Linked DNA regions of Homo sapiens: region 1 is linked to region 2. A link is a loop called in an ENCODE intact Hi-C map of the cell type or tissue named here. Cell type or tissue: right lobe of liver. All regions are shown on one strand. Links, peaks and the distances in the headings refer to the core of each region. The heading gives the core; the rest is flanking DNA.

Region 1 (11,198 bases), core at 1,300-9,299, 60 kb before region 2:
TAATCAAACTAGAGCATGGTCATATAAGGCACAGATCAGATGATTCACTCACAAAATTGAGCAAGAGCAAAGGAAGCACAGAGTAGGGGGAGGGTGACATGGTGGAGAAAGACACATATGCCATGGTAGTCAAATGTCAAACCTCATTAGAAAAGTTGTCCAAAACATCTCTAATGAGCTGGAAACAATGTGCAACTCACCTGGTTAGAGGCTTTTTTGCACAAATTCAAACTCAGGCCAGGTTGCTCAATGGGTCTTCAGAGAAATTACAAACACTGGAGTGAATCCCAGCCAAGGGGAGCTGTGTTAACAGACTTCTCCCAGCCACCTAACTTTGGCAATTGAGATCTTTGGCAAAGATGAAGCATTTCGTCTCTTCGAGGTAATGTTGAATTGGCTTCATCTATATGTTGCCACTAATAATTGTTATAGAAGACATTAAGATTAGAGAAACCAAAATAACCACCACAACAGACAACACAGTTTTTCCAAAGTATCAAGATCAAGCAAGGCTGGGGGCCAGATATCAGTGAGCAGAGAAGGATATGATGGAAATCTCTGTTCCCCTGCCAAAGGAGAGGAGTTAACTACACTGAGCCACCTAAGCCATCTGTATATGCAGAATGACCTTGGCAGAAGTGGAACACATTATTTGTTTCCATGGAAGAAGAGTTTTTTTGGAGGTTTTTTTTGTTTGTTTGTTTGTTTTTTCAATCAGGCGACATGGTCTGGTGCAGAGGTGTCCTCATTTTTACTGCCAAGACCTCCTGGGCATCTGATGAAATGTTGTGAACTTCTTTCACGTTTTTGATCTAACTTTGTCCTTTGTGGATGCCTTAAAATTAATGGATTAAAAACGTCAGCAGAACTCAACTCTTTTTTTTCCTTCTCCTCCTCCAATTATAAGTAGAAGGAATGATCCTCTGCAATCATCCTTTTGATTATGTCACTGTCTTTAAATAACTTGAAAAGAATTCTTAGTTTTAATTTGCATCAAAATAAAATGTTCTGACTCTCTTTCTTTGTTCATCCCGTACCTTGCTGTTCTTATTTTGTGTTGCACATCACTCTCACCTCCCGTCTGCAGCCAGGCATAAACTATGCCATCCTGCTTGCCTTATTATTTTCCTACTTTAAGATTTGCCACTGCCCTCACTTAAAACATCGCCCACACCCCTTTCCATGAAACCAGGCCGTTTATCTCTGTCCAAACTTTGTTTAATTTTTAGAACTTTATTGCCACTGTCCTATGTTATGTGCACATACCTGTTTCTGACACTTTTGTAATCTATATGCATTTATGTTGTCTTCACTACCAATCGTTTGTAAGTTTCTTAAAAACAGGGGCCCTATATACTTCTTCTTTGTCATTTTCTCAGTACAAGGCTTATCATTGTTAGTTGATTATTGGTTCCATTTACATATCAATGAATACCATGCGATATGGCTTGGCTGTGTCCCCACCCAAATCTCATCTTGGATTGTAGCTCCCATAATCCCCATGTGTTGTGGGAGGGACCTGGTGGGAGGTAATTGAATCATGGGGTGGGTTTTTCTCATGCTGCTCTTGTGGTAGTGAATAAGTCTCAGGAGATCAAATTTATAAAGGGCAGTTCCCCTGCACACCCTCTCTTGCCTGCTGCCATGTCAGATAAGCCTTTGTTCTTCCTTCGCCTTCTGCCATAATTGTGAGGCCTCCCCAGCCATGTGGAACTGTGAGTCCATTAAACCCCTTTCATTTATAAATTACCCAGTCTCAGGTATGACTTTACTAGCAACATGAGAACGGACTAATACACCATGCTACTTTGATTTTCACTCAAGCCTGGGCAGACTGTATTACTTTGTTCTCCGATTATTTTTTTCCATTTTCTATTTGTTCAGGTTTCTATAATATCTCAAGTCTTAAAATATTTCCCTTGAAATAGCAATAAGAGTGGTCTCTTTCAGCACACAGTGAATCTATTCAAGTGTGCCAGGTCACGCTTTGGAAAGTGTAGAGGGTGTAAGGAAAGTAGTAAATCCACAAATTCCTTTGCGTCCATCCACTCAACAGATACTTGACTCTGTACTTACATTCATGTTAGGTTCTTTCTTATTTAACTTGTCAGTGGCCAGTGTGTCTGTTACTTTGTTTATAGCATAGCCTTCTAGAGCTATCACTTTTCTATAGATTAATTTACACTTTCTAACTCCTACTATAGTTCTATGTACCCAGTCTCCCTCAATTACTTTTTGATGATAATTAAACCACCAAACGTATTTTCTTTAATATTTCCAAAGGAGGAAAATTGTAAATAATGACATTTTCCACATAAGCCAGAGACTTGAGTGTCAGCCATAATCTTGTCACTTGTTATGAGAGCCAAATCTACTAACAAAAAAGCCCCCAGAGGTGAGCACTGGAACCCCGTAGACCTTTGAATATGGAGAATTCGGGCCTAAATGTGTATCTGTGGGCATGTGAAACATCACTTGTTTTCAGAATGTCTCATACTGACTCCAGACAACCTTCTGGTGGAAACCTGTCCTCAAAGGCTAGTATCAGTCATATAATTGCTCCGCAGTCACCTTGCCTCTCATGATGTGAGCCCTACTCTGAGATCATTGTCCTAATTTATAGTATTTGAAAACAAGCAAAAGGATAGACTTGAAGATATATTGACTAAGTCTCTAGTCCAGGAGGTCAAAAATCTTCCATTGTGCTGAAAATGTCAAATTTAGCCCTTCAACATTTCTCTAAACAGCTCTCTGCAATTAAGCCTCACTAACAAAAATAACCAAATATTGAGAAAGAGTTGACAGAATTAAGTTTTGCATGAGGAGAATACTACTCTTACATTTCATTAGAATTCTGGCTAGAAAAAAACATGGTGCTGATGGGATCCCTGAGGCGTGTGAGTTAGAGAGCACCTATAACATAGCTTTGTGAGGCATGTGTAGGTGGGGGAAATTTTGGTTCAAATTCTAAAGGTGACAAATTGATATGAGCTTATTATTTATATTTCCAATTTGAGCATTATGTAAGACTGCCTCCCTCAGAATCAAGAGCACCTTGTTAAAAATGCCCCACAGGCCTGCTGGGCCATTCTCCTCTAGGGGTTGTATTGAGGGAATCCACCTTTTTTTAACAAGCTCTGCCAAGTGATTCTCATGTTCAGTAAAGTTTGAGGGCCGCTGATATACACTAAAATAGGAAATCAGAAATATTCACTGAATGCTGTGCACTGGGCTAGGTGCTGAAATACAAGAGTAAACAGACTCACTTCAAGAATTCCCAAAGGCAAATCATAACCCCATTCCTACAGTTATGCATTCCTACAGAGTGCACGCAAACTCTAAAGCTTGAGGACTGAGTTTTCAAGTAGGTTACTTTTAGTTTCTGTAAATGGAAATGCATTTTCTTATCAATTAAGCTAAAAAATAGTCAAATTTATTTAAGGCATTCATAAACTGTTCTCTTAGCTGATGAAAAAATTGTGCAAAGTTATTTGCTTAAGCCAGTCTGAGAAGTTCTGGCAGAACTGGTAGAGAAAGTTATATTTTGGGGCCCCATCTTCTTTCTTTGCCTGTTACATCTCCATGGTGTTTCATCAAGGAACCCCTGGACTCCTGGCCTTTCTTCTGCTTTCCTGTCATAACCACTCTAATGACATGAGTATAATGGAGAGAGCTAAGCTGATAGTCACAAGAAATGGGTTTGTGACTCACACTAAATATGTGGTGTGGCTTTCAGCAAATTCTTTAAACTCTTTCAGTTCCTTTATTTGCAAAAATAAAGGGTAAGGTTATAGGAGCCCTGATATTCTTCCTGGTCCTCTTTCCTCAGTTCTGGGTTGCAGGCAGGAATGATAACTATCCCCCTAGTATCATTGTTGGCTTCACCCAGGGGGAAGAGTGGATGTGTTTAAGGCTTATGCTGGGCATTCCATAACCGTTTCTTTATTCACTATGAAGAAACAATTTACTCAACACTTCACTTTACCTGCCCAAAGTGGAGCTATTTATTTATTTTGCAAGCACATACAGGGCCTTGTGATGCTCCAGGAACTGATCTAAGAGCTTTGCTTAGAGTTGACAGTAACTATTCATTTTTATAACAAGCCTGGGAGGAACTATTATTGTCCCCATTAGACAGATGGAAGAATGCAAAGCACACAGTCTGCTCATGGTCACGGACACCGGAAACCAGACAGTCTGGCTCCCATAGTCTGCGTTCTCAACCATTGTTCTGTGGTCTGTGCTGAAGGTCAGAGGACAGGGAATGGAGTGGAATGTGGGCAAGTCCACTACATTCTTTGCCAAGGACTCTGCATAAATTTGGTGTGGCAGAAGAGATCACAATAACTCTGAAAACATTTAAAATAATAAATGATAATGTACACGAATTCCAGCCATTGGGTACTGCTTTGGAAGACATATCAGTCTGGGGTCACACAAAAACCAGAGTGAGAACATTGAGAATGTGAAAATGAAAGTTGCAACACTTCTTAAACACCTTCTTTCGCACGTCTGTCTATAACCCTTCTCACAGGTTGCTTCTGCTCTAGTTCCAGCTCAGCTGAAATCCATCCTACCTGCAGCCTCAGATGCTAACTTTATCTTCTCTGTCTTAATTATTTAGATCCATATACGTTTACTTTTTGTAGTTTTAATAAAATCCCCTTTACAAGGTCTAAGAGATTACAAATGTAATGTGTGGTTGGGATAAATGTTGTTATAGAAATCATCACTAAGTCTCGTTTCTCATCTGGCGTCCCTCATTCCGGGGCCTGGAACCTTGATTGTGACAGTCAGGTTTTCTTTTAACTAAAGATTTTATAAGACCACAAACAACAAAATGGTTAATTAAGAATAATTATGTCACACCTGTAATCTCAGCACATTGGGAGGCTGAGGTGGGCAGATCACAAGGTCAGGAAATCGAGACCATCCTGGCCAACATGGTGAAACCCTATCTCTACTAAAAATACAAAAATTAGCTGAGTGTGGTGGTGCATGCCTGTAATCCCAGCTACTCAGGAGGCTGAGGCACAAGAATCGCTTGAACCCAGGAGGCGGAGGTTGCAGTGAGCCGAGATCACACCACTGCACTCTCAGCATGGTGACAGAGCGAGACCCCGTCTCAAAAAACAAAAAAACGAAGCATAATTATGGATTGGGAACAACTGTATCTGCAACTCAATATATAGTAAAATCCAGCATAATTATTTACTATAAATGGAATGATAGGTATTTCTAATATTAATTTCCAATTTTGCCTTGTGAGTAAATGGTTATACATAGCCAATTGGAACTAAGAAAAGAATTCTATTCAGGGTTGGTTTCAATTGCTAAATTTTTCTACTGCTAAAATTCTGCTGAATTTCTTAAGTAACATGTGATTGCACCCTGGGATGTCACTTCCTTATTTCAAGTTCCTTTTGCTATAAGCAGACAGTTAGTTCTCAGCTTTTGCTCAAGTAATTTGTCAGTGCATAATGTAACTAAAAACTTTCTATCATTTCGATTTTTAAAGGGGTTCACTCTCAGCAACACGCCTCTACCAAATGCCTGCTATTAATTAGTTATTGCCCTGGGGATGGTTTTCATGAGTGAAATATGGCCCTGAAGTTTTCTGTTTCCATCAAAAGTCTCTGTCTTCTTGCTCAGCTGACTTTATGCTCTTTGCCTCATCAAAGTTTGACTGAGCACTTACTAAGTGTTAGATACTGCTGGACTCTGAGATTACCAACAAGAATAAAATACAACTTCTTTTTTCTGGTAGCCCACTCTTCAAAGTGGGCCAGCTGCATACACACCTACAATATTATTTGAAAATTGTCATGATAGAGATATGCCCAGGTACCACAGCAAACTAAGATAAAGCTATCAACTGCATATTAGCATAGTGGAGGCTGAGAAACTTTCACAGAAAAAGTGACTTCTAATTTGATTTTGAAAAGGGAGTTGAAGTTGGACAATAAATGATGGTGAAGAGTCCAAAATACAAGGAGAAGCAACATGTGCAAAAACATGGAAAAGTTAGAAAGTTGGTGCAGTTAGAGGACCTTAAAAGGAGTATGATATGGCTGGGCATTAAGTGTTTGGGGCAGATGGTGACCCTGGAATGGCAGAGGTCTTTTGGGGTTAGATCATAGAAAGTCTTGCAGTTGACTGTACGCAGTGGCTCATGCCTGTAATCCCAGCACGTTTGGAGGCCAAGGTGGGCAGATCACAAGGTCAGGAGTTTGAGACCATTCTGGCCAACATGGTGAAACCCCGTCTCTACTAAAAATACAAAAATTAGCCGGGCGTGGTGGCGCACACCTGCAGTCCCAGCTACTCTGGGGGCTGAGGTAGGAGAATTGCTTGAACCCGGGCAGCCCGAGATCGTGCCACTGCACTCCAGCCTGGGCAACAAGATTGAAACTTTATCTCAAAAATAATTCTTGCAGTCTATGCTAAAGTCTTTGGCTTTGTTCTGAAGATATTCATCTTGAATGAATTCCAGGCCTGTTTTAGAATATGAAGGACGCAGTGCATTGTCAACCAAGAAAAATAAGCACTGATGCAGAAAAACCCAAATGTATATAGATTTTAGAAGGTATTTCAAGACTCAAACTCCAGATTAACATATGGTACTTTAGATGAAGAAAAAGCACTGACTTAGGTAGGGGAGTGGCATATCCACACCGGTCAGCAAGGGAATGAGTTTGTTGGTGCTAAAGTAAATGGCATGCAGTGAGCCTGGTAAGTAATTACAGAGCTGGTCAATAAGGCATGGGCCATTAAAAATGAGGTGGGAGTGATGGTGGCTTCTGATGTGAGTTTTATTATTCGATGTGGTATTACTAGAAAGTATTGATTAATTGGATATAGTGGAGAGGTGAAGTGGCCCAGAAAACAGGAAGTGAAATTAACTGACTTCAAGGCACCACAAGAAGTAGCTCAGTGTAGCCCAGGCTGAGACCCCAGATGGGTCAGAAGACCAGTGTTCGGCTAGTCAATGTTTTGCCCTTTTGTGTTTTATTTAGATTTCAAAAGGCCCTTGCTACATTTAAGAGATTGATTCCTCCCAGCCGGGCACGGTGGCTCATGCCTGGAATCTCAGCACTTTGGGAGGCCTAGGAGGGCAGATCACCTGTGGTCAGGAATTCAAGACGAGCCTGGCTAACATGGTAAAACCTCGTCTCTACTAAAAATACAAAAATTAGCTGGGTGTGGTGACATGCAGCTATAATCCTAGCTACTCGGGAGGCTGAGGCATAAGAATTGCTTGAACCCAGGAGGCAGAGTTTGCAGTGAGTGGAGATCATGTCACTGCACTCCAGCCTGGGTGACAGAGTGACTGAGACTCTGTCTCAAAAAACAAAGAAAAGAAATAGATTCCTCTCCCCTACCCTCCTTCCTTCTCTCCTTCCTTTCTTCCTCCCTGCCTCCCTCCCTCTCGCTTGTTTGTTTTTTTCCCCTTCCCTTCCCTCCCTCCCTCCCTGCCTTCCTTCCTTCCCTCCTTCCTACCTTCCTTTCTTCCTTTCTTCTTTCCTTCCTTCCTTCTTCTCTCCTCTCTTTCTCTCTCTGTCTCTCTCTCCTTTCCTCTTTTGCTTTCTCCATTCAGGCTACTATAACAAAACGCCTTAGACTGGGTAATTTATAAACAACAGAAATTATTGCTCATGGTTCTGGAGACTGGGAGGTCCAAGATCAAGGTGCCAGCAGAGTTGGTGTCTGATGTGGGCCTGTTTCTCATAGATGGCACCTTCTCTGTGTCCTAACTTGGTAAAACAGCCAAACAGGGTCCCTCAGGCCTCATTTTATAAGCACTAACCTAATTTAAGAGGTGACCTAATCACCTCCTAAAGGCTGCATTTCTTAATACTATCACATTGGGTATTAGGTCCTAACACACATTCTGGGGGAACACTACCATTCAGACCACAGCACTTCCTTCCTTTCCTTCCTCTCTCCCTGTTCCCTCCTTTCTTCCTCATTTCCTTTCTTTCTTTTGCTTTTGTTAACAGGAAGAGGAATCTACAGATTAGTTAAGCTAAAAATGTAACCCTACTATTGTCTAAAATTATAAATTTAATTAGCTAAAACAGTTTTTATAACCATTTTATAGCCACAATTATTAATTCTAAATATTCAGAGACACTAAAGTATGACATATGTAATATATTATTCTTGTCATATATTTATCCCCCTACTTGATCCACATTTTGTAGGTTTATTTTTAAGGCAAATTTAAATAACTAAAAATGTTTTCAGTTTTCTACTGAATATTTCTGTATAAACTTTTAGTCTGAACTTCCTTTCTTAATTCTAGGTTACAATAACATATTAATGTCTTTGAAGTGTCTATCTAATTTGAACATTGGTTCAATGGTACCCATACAACTACGTTTATGTACAGACATGTTAGATACACTCAGTCATCTAGGCTGTAAAACAAAAGCCTTTCTTTAGAGCTTTCACTTATAATGTGACAACTTTTTGAAAGAGTAAGATATTTGGCCTAGTTTTAAAGGCTTGGCAAAAAGTAGATGTGGAGATGCATGATCAGCCTTTTATCTAGCAATCTATTATTTCTAGAATTCTAGGTCAGGGATAGCACAGCTGAGAAAAAGACAACATTAAACTCACATAAATCTCACCTGTATATCTGACAGAATAATTAATAGCATTTTTGTTCCTAAATGATCTTCTCCCATATTCTTTGCAAAACAATAGAGTTTTCCATGTGCCACACAATATCCACCCAACTTGCATATAGTAAGGTAGAGAGTTTTCAGAAAGTATGAGTGGAGAATTACTTTTGTGAAAACATGGGCAGAGAATCACGACTCCTTAAGCGCATGCCAGACAATGATACACAGAAGTTCTTTGCAGGAGAATGAATCAGGCCTGTCATCTGAATAGGAGTACTGGGATGACAACAACCATCACACATTCTCAGACTGTTCTCTAGTTTGTTCCTGAATGGAAATTATTTTAATGGGAAATTCTAAAAAGCATTAAATTATCTGTATTTTCCCTTGATTTAAAAAGCAACATATACTGTTTCAGAAAACAATTGAAAATACAGCAATTAGAAAGTAGAAAATTAAATCCACAATTCTATCATTTAGAGAGAGAAAAACATAAACATATCCTTAAATACAAACACACATATAGACAAAGAATACTATATACAGAGCTGTACAAACTATTTATAAAATAAAAAATGCACATTTATCTATTTTAGTAATCTCAGTTCAAATATACACAGAGGGGAACATTGAAGGAGCACACAATAACTGATTTGTGGTTGGCCCACATTACCATTGTGAAATCTGGTGGGTTGGCAGAAATAATTTTTTTTTTACTTTATTTTTTTAAAAGAGTGAGCATTACTGTTTTTTGTTAAAGAGGGACCATTGAAAGTAAATTTTCTAGCAACAAAATTTACCCCAAGAAGGAATATTATGAAACAGACTCAAAGATTTTTATGAGATACGGACATAGTGGTTCTTGATTTTCTTATTTTATTTTATTAAGTTCTGGGATACATGCGCTGAATGTGCAGGTTTGTTACATAGGTATACATGTGCCATGGGGGTTTGCTGCACCCATTAACCTGTCATCGTTTCAAGCCCCACATGCATTAGGTATTTGTCCTAATGCTATCCCTTCCCTTGCTCTCCTCCCCCACAACAGGCCCTGGTGTGCAATGTTCCCCTCCCTGTGTCCATGTGTTCTCATTGTTCAGCTCCCACTTATAAGTGAGAACATGCAGTGTTTGGTTTTCTGTTCCTGTGTTTGTTTGCTGAGGATGATGGTTTCTATTTCATCCATGTCCCTGCAAAAGACATGAACTCATTCATTTTATGGCTGCACAGTATTCCATGGTTCTTGATTTTTCTAAGGCAACACGATTAATCATTTCTTCACATTTTGCCTTTGTTTCAAAAGGATTTGTGGTTTCTTAAAATAATACACAGATTTGTTTTGAAACAAACATTACAGATAAGGAGCTAAATTATATTATAAATGAGTGCATGTAATATGAAAAAATAATAACTAAGTTCAGTAAAGTTACTACCAATTTATAGCTTGGTGCCCAGTTCTGACCTTCATGTTAACCACCTCTGATGGGAAAGAAACAATGAGCTATCGTACATCTTTCATAGACTAATAGGAGTTAATATGGTCAGGATATTTTCTAGTCTTAAATCCTGAGAATGATTTGTTTTAATTGATACAATCTTTTCCAGGTTTTTCTCTATTTATTTATATATTTTCAAATTTTCAGAAAGTTTCTTTATAGAGCCAGCCTTTCCTGAGTGCTATTATATATGAGACGTTATACTAGAGCTTTACGTCGGTATTCTGATTTTTTCCTCCCAACAGCTCATTGCTATAAGTACTACTATTACTCTCATTGAAAGCTGAGAAAACTGACACTTGGAGACTTTTAAGAACTTGCTGAACGTAACCTCTCTAGCAAATGGGCAAACTGCTTTGGAATCTATGGCTTTTGAATTCTAAATCACATATAGCCCACTCTTTTCATTGGGTTTCTGTAGTGAACTTTAGTAAAAGTGTAAGGTTAGGCATAATATCTATGTGAGGTTGTTAGCTATTTCTCTGGGGAGCTAGAATATAGATTAAAAACACGCAGATAAAGCATCAGTGAAAATAGGTGGACATGGGTCCTCAAATTTTAGTATTAGTATTACCTGGAGAGTCGTTAAAACACAGCTTTCTGGACATCACCCACAGGATTTTTGTTTCAGTGAGTCTGAAACAAAAATTTGCATTTTTGCCCAAGAATTTGCATTTCTAACAAGTTGTCAGGCGATGCCTATGCCGCTGGGTCAGTGGTTCATAAACTTGAAGTCACATTGGAATCACCTGGAGGGAATTTTAAAATTCCTGGGCTTTATCTCTTTTAATTAATCTTGGATGGGTCCAGGCATCCATAGGTTTTATGAGTTCCCCAGGTGATTCTAATGTGCAGTGAGGTTGCATACCATTGTTTTACACTTTCCCTATTTAATATCACTTGCTTTGGTTGGGCTTGAGACAGGGCATTGAAAAAAAGACAACTTAAAATTAGATCCTTGACCAGTTCCTAAAAGGAAGGGATTATGCTATTGATTGAAAGGAGTTGGCAGGCAAGTAGGTGCCACGGTCATTGATATGGTTTGACTCTGTGTCCCCACCTAAACCTCACCTTG
Region 2 (11,198 bases), core at 1,667-9,666:
AGCACTTTGGGAGGTGGAGGTGGGCAGATCACGAAGTCAGGAGTTTGAGACCAGTCTGGCCAATATGGTGAACCCTGTCTCTATTAAAAATACAAAAAATTGCCGGGTGTGGTGGTGGGCACCTGTAATCCCAGCTACTCGGAAGGCTGAGGCAGGAGAATCGCTTGAACCCAGAAAGCCTGGGTGATGGAGCAAGACTCTGTTTCAAAGAAAAAAACAAACAAACAAACAAATCCCACCTTGGACAAGTTCTTTAAACTCTTTAAGCCCTTGTTTCTTCTCCTATAAAATGAGAAAACTATTTGTTACCTCTTAATTATCAGGTGAGAATAAAAAGTGACAATGTATTTTATACTATTAGCAGGAAGTCTGGGACAAGGTAAATGATCAATAGCAGGTGTTAACTCTAAGTACATAACTGTGGTTCGTAGTTTAATGGTACAAGTCCCATGGAGAACATGAGATTTAAGCTTAGCTTAAAAAGGAAGAAATAGAGTTAAAAATGATGAAAGAGAGGTGTTTAAGATGTTGTCACTGCACAGTGTCCCAGAACCTTTCACAAAAGGTCTTAAAAAACCACTTAGAGTCTAGTGTCTTATAAATGGGTAAATGGACACATTGAAAGGTGACATGTCATCTTAGAATAGGTGAGTAATGGAGAAGTCAAAGTAGGTGACTCCCAAGTTGGTATTCTAACCACTTAACTGCATTTCTTACTTGGCTTAAACTATTAAAATTGAGAGTTTTTTGTTCTGTCTTATATTATCATCAACATTGACATAGCTATTAATAACATAGACACTAAAGGAAGAAAATGAGATTAACAATGGCATCCATCAGCTAGGTCTTCATCAAACTATGGACAAGAGGAGTCAATGTCAAAACAGTGCACGTAATCTTTTCCTTGACTTTGAGATTGTGTAATGACTCATAACAAGCCAATATGTAAAACACAGATTACGTTGACTAAAAAGACTGCACTTTTCTTTCATTTTTATTGTTTCCTGTTATATCTATGATTACATACAGCTGTTCTTCTGCCACCAATTCACATATGAACACCTTTTGGTAGTTTTAATTGGTTTCGTCCCGTAAATAGAGACTTATGTTAAAATAAAATGAAATCAATAGATGAAGGTTAATTGTGCTCTGTTCTTTTTTTTATTTCCTAGGCTTACAGGAGAACTACTAATTGAATCTGATGAAAGCCATGGTTATCTCTTTAATCATCTCTAAAAAAAAAAAAAGCTGTAAAGCAAAAAAGCCCATTCCTACTTTAATTTTCTCTTAAAAGCATTTGTCATCACTACTGACATTGGACCGAACTACTATAGATCAGGAAGCATGGATTGTTTCTACAGAAAGGGATTTTAAAGTTCCTGTTCATCAGCCTTCGTTTTATACATGGACACCTGATTGAGCTGTGGGTGGGTTCCTGGGTCTTGTCCAGTTTAGTAGCAGCCCTGGGAGAGCAAGCCAGGTTCTGGGGTACCAGTTCAGTGCTTTTCCATTGCAAAGATGGAATTTGACATTTTTACCCATCGGATTTCCTATCACATTTTTTTGCAAGTTTGCTTGGCTTGCTCTTGTTTCATTTGTGGCTATGAAGATTAAAGAAGATAATAAGTGGCAGGAAACATGGCACTTAATAAACATTAGTTGTTCTTTCCCTTTCTAAAACCTTGTGTAAATATAATTTTATAAATCACATTTAAGGACACTTAAGAGACCTCTGTTTTAAGACATCTGGAAGGGAATCTTTTTGCAAAGGAGGAATCTTTTATAATGCAAATAACCATCCCCTAGGTAACCTGTTTTGCCATCCTGGATATTTATAGTGCTCTGAGAAGAGTTTGTTGCTTTAGGATTGATATAAAGCTCTCTTCGCACACTAGTAGACAAATGGCAAAGTTCGTGCAATTTACCAGCCCTCTTCCTGATGGATTATGGCCCCGTGCATTCTCCAGGCGCTATAAGCTACAGGACCTGCCCTGCGATGAGAGGCTGTGTGTGGATGCTGTACACCACCCTCTTAGAGAAAGCAGAATTCACTAGCTGTATGGGGTTGTTTCTTGAAGACAGGAGCTGGACAGGCTGGCAAGCAAGCCTTACTTTTCCCATCAGAAAGAGCTGATTGTAGCTTTTCCTTCTTCATTTTATTCTCACAGGAGGATAAAATCTGTTTTCCCTGAGAACCATAACATTATTACAGTAATATGCTGAGGGGGCTCTCTAATGCACAGACTGTCATCTAAATTCATTGGTTCCTGAAGTGTCCGCTTTTAATTAACTGTGCTGTCATAAATTGCTGGGCATTCTTTGATGATGATGATGGCAGCTACAAAATAATTAATACCTTTAAAACACATCAGTGTGCTGTTTACACACTTGTCTTCAAATAGTACTAAATTATTAGTATTAGGGCTTGAAGAAGGGTGTTCTTTCTGAGTTATTTAGTAGTGACATGTGGTATTACATTTCTCTGCATTTTTGTAGCTAATCTCCCTTCTGGCTAATAGTGCTTCTTTGTGAAATTTCTGACCTAGATGATCAGTAGATTTTGGATCTATGCCGTCAAGCATAGAAGTAGTATCAGGTAGTAGTGAAGACACCACGCACAAAACCCTAGTTTTATCACTTACTAGTTGTGTGAGCTTAGGCAAGAATGTTGACTGCTCTGTGCCTCTGTTTACCCATCTATAAATTTACCTATAAATTGAGGTTAATTGTAATAGTATCAACCCTACAGATTGTTGTGAGGATTAAATTAATTACTACACAAAAAGCATTTAGAACTATGCTTGATACTGTATGTATTCCACCGTTATTATTCTGCAAATGTGTAAAATCAAGAAATCACAAAAAGGATAGGATTTTATCCTTGTCATTCTTAGTAACTTGCTTTTTAACTGACTGGGCTCTGACATTTACCAACATTCCCCTTTGCCAAAGTGATCTCATTCATAACTTGGGAGACTTTTCTGTCACTGGAATTTTTCCATTCATTTGCAATCAGGTATGGAGGAAGGCAGTAGGACTTTTTCACATTTGTGATGACTTGTTACCAGTCACATAAATCTTCTCGTTTTGAAAATACAGTTGGTAGCTCAATATATATTTTTTCATCTCTCTGATTGCCTTAGATACACTGAAAAATTAGTCTATGAACTTTTTCTTTTTTTAATTTTAAAATTGTTTTATTTTATTATTTCATATTTTAGTTGACACAATAATTGTACATATTTGGGGAGTATACAGTGGTATTTCAATATATATCATGTATAGTGATCAGATCAGAGTAAGTAGCACGTCCATCATCTCAAATATCATTTCTTTGGGTTGGTAACACTCAACATCCTTATTTTAGCTATTTGAAACTATAATATATTATTGTTAATCATCCTATAGTTCTATGGAACACTAGAAGTTATTCTTTCTATCCAGCATAATTTGTAACCTTTAATGAAATGATTTTAATCTCCTATCCCATTGATTGGATGCTGTTGTGTTTCATCGTGTATATTTGTCTTTGTTTTAATTGATATTTTTAAGTCTTATTGCAGAAATTTCTTTCTATTACTATAAAAATAATTTCAGCTCCTGGTACCATCCTGTCTATTGCTGGACTAGAGCAAACTTTGTCTCACTTTTTGGGTGAGGATATTCAACATGGAAGGAGAAATGGTGCTCCCCAGACAAGGGAGAAGTCTCAGGAACACAAACCCCTTTTCTGTATCACATTTCCTAGAATCACTTATCCTCGTAGTTAACTCCCAAAATGCTTCCTTTAGCCTTAAGAAGATAATATGAAATAGCTTTCTATTAATTATGCCCTGAGAAGCTCGCAGCATCATTTTACTTTTTTTTGTTTTTGATTTGATGTTAGTGTATCCTCATATTTGTTAAAAATTTTAGTTCAATTTAGTACATTTATTGAGCATTCATGCTGTGCATGACAATGCTCACTGCTACTAGGGGGATCTCTTTCCTCACAAAACCCTGTTGATATTGGCCATGGGCCTCCAGACAATTTGTAGAACCACCTTTCAAAGTACAAGTATGTGTGAGAATAGTCTTCCTAACAGCCTTCAATTCTAGATCAGTTTGGAGTCAGATCAAGTCACACTCTGAGTGCTTCCATCTTGAGCATATCTAAATTGAGGCAAGGATGGAGAGTATTCAGAGAACAAGAGAGTCCTTTTGTTTTCCAGGAGTCTATGAGGAAGTAAAATTTGGTGAAAAATTTTGGAAGACTAAATGTTTATATGACTTTTATTGGGGTATATGCATTTATGCACCTAACATTAGCTCCAAGTCTTATCAAGCTCTCCTGGTGTTTATATTGCTTTTTTTTTCATTATACTTTAAGTTCTAGGGTACATGTGCACAACGTGCAGGTTTGTTACATATGTATACATGTGCCATATTGGTGTGCTGCACCCATTAACTCATCATTTACATTAGGTATATCTCCTAATGCTATCCCTTCCCCCTACCCCCACCCCATGACAGGCCCCAGTGTGTGATGTTCCTCACCCTGTGTCCATGTGTTCTCATTGTTCAATTCCCACCTATGAGTGAGAACATGCAGTGTTTGGTTTTTTCTCTTTGTGATAGTTAGCTGAGAATGATGGTTTCCAGCTTCATTCATGTCCCTACAAAGGACATGAACTCATCATTTTTTATGGCTGCATAGTATTCCATGGTGTATATGTGCCATATTTTCTTAATCCAGTCTATCATTGATGGACATTTGGGTTGGTTCCAAGTCTTTGCTATTGTGAATAGTGCCACAATAAACATACGTGTGCATGTGTCTTTATAGCAGCATGATTTATAATCCTTTGGGTATATACCCAGTAATGGGATGGCTGGCTCAAATGGAATTTCTAGTTCTAGATCCCTGAGGAATCGCCACACTGTCTTCCACAATGGTTGAACTAGTTTACAGTCCCACCAACAGTGTAAAAGTGTTCCTATTTCTCCACATCCTCTACAGCCCCTGTTGTTTCCTGACTTTTTAATGATCACCATTCTAACTGGTGTGAGATGGTATCTCATTGTGGTTTTGATTTGCATTTCTCTGATGGCCAGTGATGAGCATTTTTTCATGTGTCTTTTGGCTGCATAAATGTCTTCTTTTGAGAAGTGTCTGTTCATATCCTTTGTTCACTTTTTGATGGGGTTGTTTGTTTCTTTCTTGTAAGTTTGTTTGAGTTCTTTGTAGATTCTGGATATTAGCCCTTTGTCAGATGAGTAGATTGCAAAAATTTTCTCCCACTCTATAGGTTGCCTGTTCACTCTGATGGTAGTTTCTTTTGCTGTGCAAAAGCTCTTTAGTTTAATTAGATCCCAGTTGTCAATTTTGGCTTTTGTTGCCATTGCTTTTGGTATTTTAGACATGAAGTCCTTGCCCATGCCTATGTCCTGAATGGTAATGCCTAGGTTTTCTTCTAGGGTTTTTATGGTTTTAGGTCTGACATGTAAGTCTTTAATCCATCTTGAAGTAATTTTTGTATAAGGTGTAAAGAAGGGATCCAGTTTCAACTTTCTACATATGACTAGCCAGTATTCCCAGCACCATTTATTAAATAGGGAATCCTCTCCCCATTGCTTGTTTTTGTCAGGTTTGTCAAAGATCAGTTGATTGTAGATGTGTGTTATTATTTCAGAGGTCTCAGTTCTGTTCCATTGGTCTATATCTCTGTTTTAGTACCAGTACCATGCTGTTTTGGTTACTGTAGCCTTGTAGTATAGTTTGAAGTCAGGTAGCGTGATGCCTCCAGCTTTGTTCTTTTGGCTTAGGATTGTCCTGGCAATGCAGGCTCTTGTTTGGTTCCATATGAACTTTAAAGTAGTTTTTTCCAATTCTGTGAAGAAAGTCATTGGTAGCTTGATGGGGATGGCATTGAATCTGTAAATTACTTTGGGCAGTGTGGCCATTTTCACAATACTGATTCTTCCTATCCATGAGCATGGAATTATCTTCCACTTGTTTATGTCCTCTTTTATCTCATTGAGCAGTGGTTTGCAGTTCTCCTTGAAGAGGTCTTTCACATCCCTGGTAAGTTGGATTCCTAGGTATTTTGTTCTCTTTGAAGCAATTGTGAATGGGAGTTCACTCATGATTTGGCTCTCTGTTTGTCTGTTATTAGTGTATAAGAATGCTTGTGATTTTTGTACATTGATTTTGTATCCTGAGACTTGGCTGAAGTTGCTTATCAGCTTAAGGAGATTTAGGGCTGAGACTATGGGGCTTTCTAAATATACAATCATGTCATCTGCAAACAGGGACAATTTGACTTCCTCTTTTCCTAATTGAATACCCTGTATTTCTTTCTCCTGCTTGATTGCCCTGGCCAGAACTTCCAACGCTATGTTGAATAGGAGTGGTGAAAGAGGGCATCCCTGTCTTGTGCCAGTTTTCAAAGGGAATGCGTCCAGTTTTTGCCCATTCAGTATGATATTGGCTGTGGGTTTGTCATAGATAGCTCTTATTATTTTGAGATACATCCCATCAATACCTAATTTATTGAGAGTTTTTAGCATGAAGGGCAGTTGAATCTTGTCAAAGGCCTTTTCTGCATCTATTGAGGTAATCATGTGGTTTTTGTCGTTGGTTCTGTTTATATGCTGGATTATGTTTATTGACTCATGTATGTTGAACCAGCCTTGCATCCCAGGGACAAAGCCCACTTGATCATGGTGGATAAGCTTTTTGATGGGCTACTGGATTCGGTTTGCCACTATTTTATTGAGGATTTTTACATCGATGTTCATCAAGGATATTGGTCTAAAATTCTCTTTTTTGGTTGTGTCTCTTCCCGGCTTTGGTATCAGGATGATGCTGGCCTCATAAAATGAGTTAGGGAGGATTCCCTCTTTTTCTGTTGATTGGAATAGTTTCAGAAGGAATGGTACCAGCTCCTCCTTTTACCTCTGTTAGTATTTGGCTGTGAATCCATCTGGTCCTGGACTTTTTTTGGTTGGTAGGCTATTAATTATGGCCTCAATTTCAGAGCCTGTGATTGGTCTATTCAGGGATTCACATTCTTCCTGGTTTAGTCTTGGGAGGGTGTATGTGTCCAGGAATTTATCCATTTCTTCTAGATTTTGTAGTTTATTTGCGTAGAGGTGTTTATAGTATTCTCTGATGGTAGTTTGTATTACTGTGGGATTGGTGATGATATCCCCTTTATCATTTCTTATTGTGTCTATTTTATTCTTCTCTCTTTTCTTCTTTATTAGTCTTGCTACCAGTCTATCAATTTTGTTGATCTTTTCAAAAAAACAGCTCCTGCATTCATTGATTTTTTGAAGGGTTTTTTGTGTCTCTATCTCCTTCAGTTCTGCTCTGATCTTAGTTATTTCTTGCCTTCTGCTAGCTTTTGAATGTGTTTGCTCTTGATTCTCTAGTTCTTTTAATTGTGGTGTTAGGGTGTTGATTTTAGATCTTCCCTGCTTTCTCTTGTGGGCATTTAGTGCTATAAATTTCCCTCTATACATTTCTTTAAATGTGTCCCAGAGATTCTGGTATGTTGTGTCTTTGTTCTCATTGGTTTCAAAGAACATCTTTCTTTTTGCCTTCATTTCGTTGTGTACCCAGTAGTCATTCAAGAGCAGGTTGTTCAGTTTCCATGTAGTTGAGCAGTTTTGAGTGAGTTTCTTAATCCTGAGTTCTAGTTTGATTGCTCTGTGGTCTGAGAGACAGTTTGTTATAATTTCTTTTCTTTTACATTTGCTGAGGAGTGCTTTACTTCTAACTATGTGGTCAGTTTTGGAATAGGTGTGGTGTGGTGCTGAAAAGAATGTATATTCTGTTGAATTGGGGTGGAGAGTTCTGTAGATGTCTATTAGGCCCGCTTGGTGCAGAGCTGAGTTCAATTCCTGGATATCCTTGTGAACTTTCCATCTTGTTGATCTGTCTAATGTTGACAGTGAGGTGTTAAAGTCTCCCATTATTATTGTGTGGGAGTCTAAGTCTCCTTGTAGGTCTCTAAGGACTTGCTTTATGAATCTGGGTGCTTCTGTTTTGGGTCCATATATATTTAGGATAGTTAGTTCTTCTTGTTGAATTGATCCCTTTACTATTATGTAATGGTCTTCTTTGTCTCTTTCGATCTTTGTTGGCTTAAAGTCTGTTTTATCAGAGACTAGGATTGCAACCCCTGCCTTTTTTTGTTTTCCATTTTCTTGGTAGATCTTCTTCCATCCCTTTATTTTGAGCCTATGTGTGTCTCTGCACGTGAGATGGGTCTCCTGAATACAGCACACTGACGCTGATGGGTCTTGACTCTTTATCCAATTTGCCAGTCTGTGTCTTTTAATTGGAGCATTTAACCCATTTACATTTAAGGTTAATATTGTTATGTGTGAATTTGATCCTGCCATTATGATGTTAGCTGTTTATTTTTCTCGTTAGTTGATGCAGTTTCTTCCTAGCATTGATGGTCTTTACAATTTGTCATGTTTTTGCAGTGGCTGGTACTGGTTGTTCCTTTCCATGTTTAGTGCTTCCTTAGGAGCTCTTGTAGGGCAGGCCTGGTGGTGACAAATTCTCTCAGCATTTGCTTGTCTGTAAAGGATTTTATTTCTCCTTCACTTATAAAGCTTGGTTTGACTGGATATGAAATTCTGGGTTGAAAATTCTTTTCTTTAAGAATGTTGAATATTGGCCCCCACTCTCTTCTGGCTTGTGGAGTTTCTGCTGAGAGGTCCGCTGTTAGTCAGATGGGCTTCCCTTTGTGGGTAACCTGACTTTTCTCTCTGGCTGCCCTTAACATTTTTTCCTTCATTTCAACTTTGGTGAATCTGACAATTATGTGTCTTGGAGTTGCTCTTCTCAAGGAGTATCTTTGTGGCATTCTCTGTATTTCCTGAATTTGAATGTTGGCCTGCCTTGCTAGGTTGGGGAAGTTCTCCTTGATAATATCCTGCAGAGTGTTTTCCAACTTGGTTCCATTCTCCCCGTCACTTTCAGGTACACCAATCAGATGTAGATTTGGTCTTTTCACATAGTCCCATAATTCTTAGAGGCTGTTCATTTCTTTTTACTCTTTTTTGTCTAAACTTCTCTTCTCATTTCATTTCATTCATTTGATCTTCAATCACTGATATCCTTTCTTCCTGTTGATTGAATTGGCTACTGAAACTTGTGGATTCGTCACGTAGTTCTTGTACCATGGTTTTCAGCTCCATCAGGTCATTTAAGGACTTCTCTACACTGGTTATTCTAGTTAGCCATTCGTCTAATCTTTTCCCAAGCTTTTTAGCTTCTTTGCGGTGGGTTCAAACTTCTTCCTTTAGCTCGGAGAAGTTTGATCATCTGAAGCCTTCTTCTCTCAACTTGTCAAAGTCATTGTCCATCCAGCTTTGTTCCATTGCTGGCGAGGAGCTGCATTCCTTTGGAGGAGGAGAGGCACTCTGGTTTTTAGAATTTTCAGCTTTTCTGCTGTTTTTACCCCATCTTTGTGGTTTTATCTACCTTTGGTCTTTGATGATGGTGATGTACAGATGGGGTTTTGGTGTGGATGTCCTTTCTGTTTGTTAGTTTTCCTTCTAGCAGTCAGGACCCTCAGCTGCAGGTATGTTGGTGTTTGCTGGAGGTCCACTCCAGACCCTGTTTGCCTGGGTATTAGCAGCAGAGGCTGCAGAACAGAGAACATTGCTGAACAGCAAATGTTGCTGCCTGATCTTTCCTCTGGAAGCTTCATCTCAGAGGGGTACCCAGCCATGTGGGGTGTCAGTCTGCCCGTACTGGGGTGTGCCTCCTAGTTAGGCTACTCGAGGGTCAGGGACCCCCTTGAGGGGGCAGTCTGTCCATTCTCAGATCTCTAACTCCATGCTGAGAGAACCACTACTCTCTTCAAAGCTGTCAGACAGGGACATTTAAGTCTGCAGAGGTTTCTGCTGCCTTTTGTTTGGCTATGCCCTGCTGCCAGAGGTGGAGTCTACAGAGGCAGGCAGGCCTCCTTGAGCTGCGGTGGGCTCCACCCAGTTGGAGCTTCCCAGCCACTTTGTTTATCTACTCAAGCCTCCCCCAGCCTCTCTGTGACCTTGCAGTTCGATCTCAGACTGCTGTGCTAGCAATGAGTGAGGCTCCATGGGCATGGGATCCTCTGAGCCAGGTGTGGGATATAATCTCCTGGAGTGCCGTTTGCTAAGACTGTTGGAAAAGTGCAGTATTAGGGTGGGAGTGACCCGATTTTCCAGGTGCCATCTGTCGCAGCTTCCCTTGGCTAGGAAAGAGGATTCCCTGGTCCCTTGTGCTTCCCAGGTGAGGCGATGCCTTGTCCTGCTTCGGCTCACACTCAGTGGGCTGCACCCACTGTCTGACAAGCCCCTGTGAGATGAACCCAGTACCTCAGATGGAAATGCAGAAATCACCCGTCTTCTGTGTCACTCATGCTGGGAGCTGTAGACTGGAGCTGTTCCTATTCGGCCATCTTGGAACCACCCTGTCTATTACCTTTGAAGTTTCATAATCATCCTCTTTGCTACATGTCTACTGGAATTTTAAAAATAAACTGTCATGTCTTCTTTGAAAATCTGTAGGAAATTTGTTGAAACATAGGAAGCCAAGAAATATCCAGAAACATACTTATTCAGTTTGCGTGTGGCATTTTTGGAATCACTGTATTTTAATATTAATATAACCATTTTAGTTATGCAAGTGAACAATCTTCATTTTTGCAAGAGAATGAATTAAACAAAATAGAAATTGAATTAGCTTATTTTAATAGGAATTTATATGTGTGTTATACATATTTACATATGTGTTTGTACCCATGTTCAATTCACTTCAAAATCAGAATTCTATCTAACTATTAATAAACAATGTATCTAATAAGAAATGTCATCTATATGTATCTCCAGTGTGTTTGACATCATGTAAGGATTTTATATAGGTTAACTCATTTAATCTTTAAAGCTAAAAAAATGGAATTCAATAGGATTCTGAGATCAACAGTCACTGGTGATAGATAATTGAAAGAAAGACTACTTGCAATTCTTTTTTGCATCTAAAACAATGAGGGGTACATGAAATGCTACCTTAAAATATCACACATTGGCATACTGAATGTATTAGATCATGTTCACACTGCTATAAAGAAATATCCAGAACTGGGCAATCTATAAAGGAAAGAGGTTTAATGGACTCATAGTCAAACCACTGTGAGGGAGGCCTCAGGAAACTT

What was found. Peaks named below come from ENCODE experiments on the same cell type or tissue, not always from the same donor. Only the 100,000 strongest peaks of a DNase experiment are listed, where the experiment ranks them.
Region 1: a loop joins it to region 2, with 4 times the contacts of the local background. A loop is called at or near these places in 5 of 110 quality-filtered maps.

The regions. Positions count from the first base shown.
Region 1 is chr21:14,679,955-14,691,152 of GRCh38, reverse strand. No RefSeq gene overlaps it. Among named protein-coding and RNA genes, the nearest start is that of SAMSN1-AS1, 100 kb to the right of the region's middle. RefSeq lists enhancers at 4,252-4,351, 4,372-4,421 and a silencer at 6,630-6,739. In right lobe of liver, for the core only: no CTCF peak of the experiment used is centred there; no DNase peak of the experiment used is centred there; H3K27ac peaks cover 3,118 bases.
Region 2 is chr21:14,620,435-14,631,632 of GRCh38, reverse strand. It overlaps a transcript of SAMSN1 not described here. Among named protein-coding and RNA genes, the nearest start is that of SAMSN1-AS1, 44 kb to the right of the region's middle. In right lobe of liver, for the core only: no CTCF peak of the experiment used is centred there; no DNase peak of the experiment used is centred there.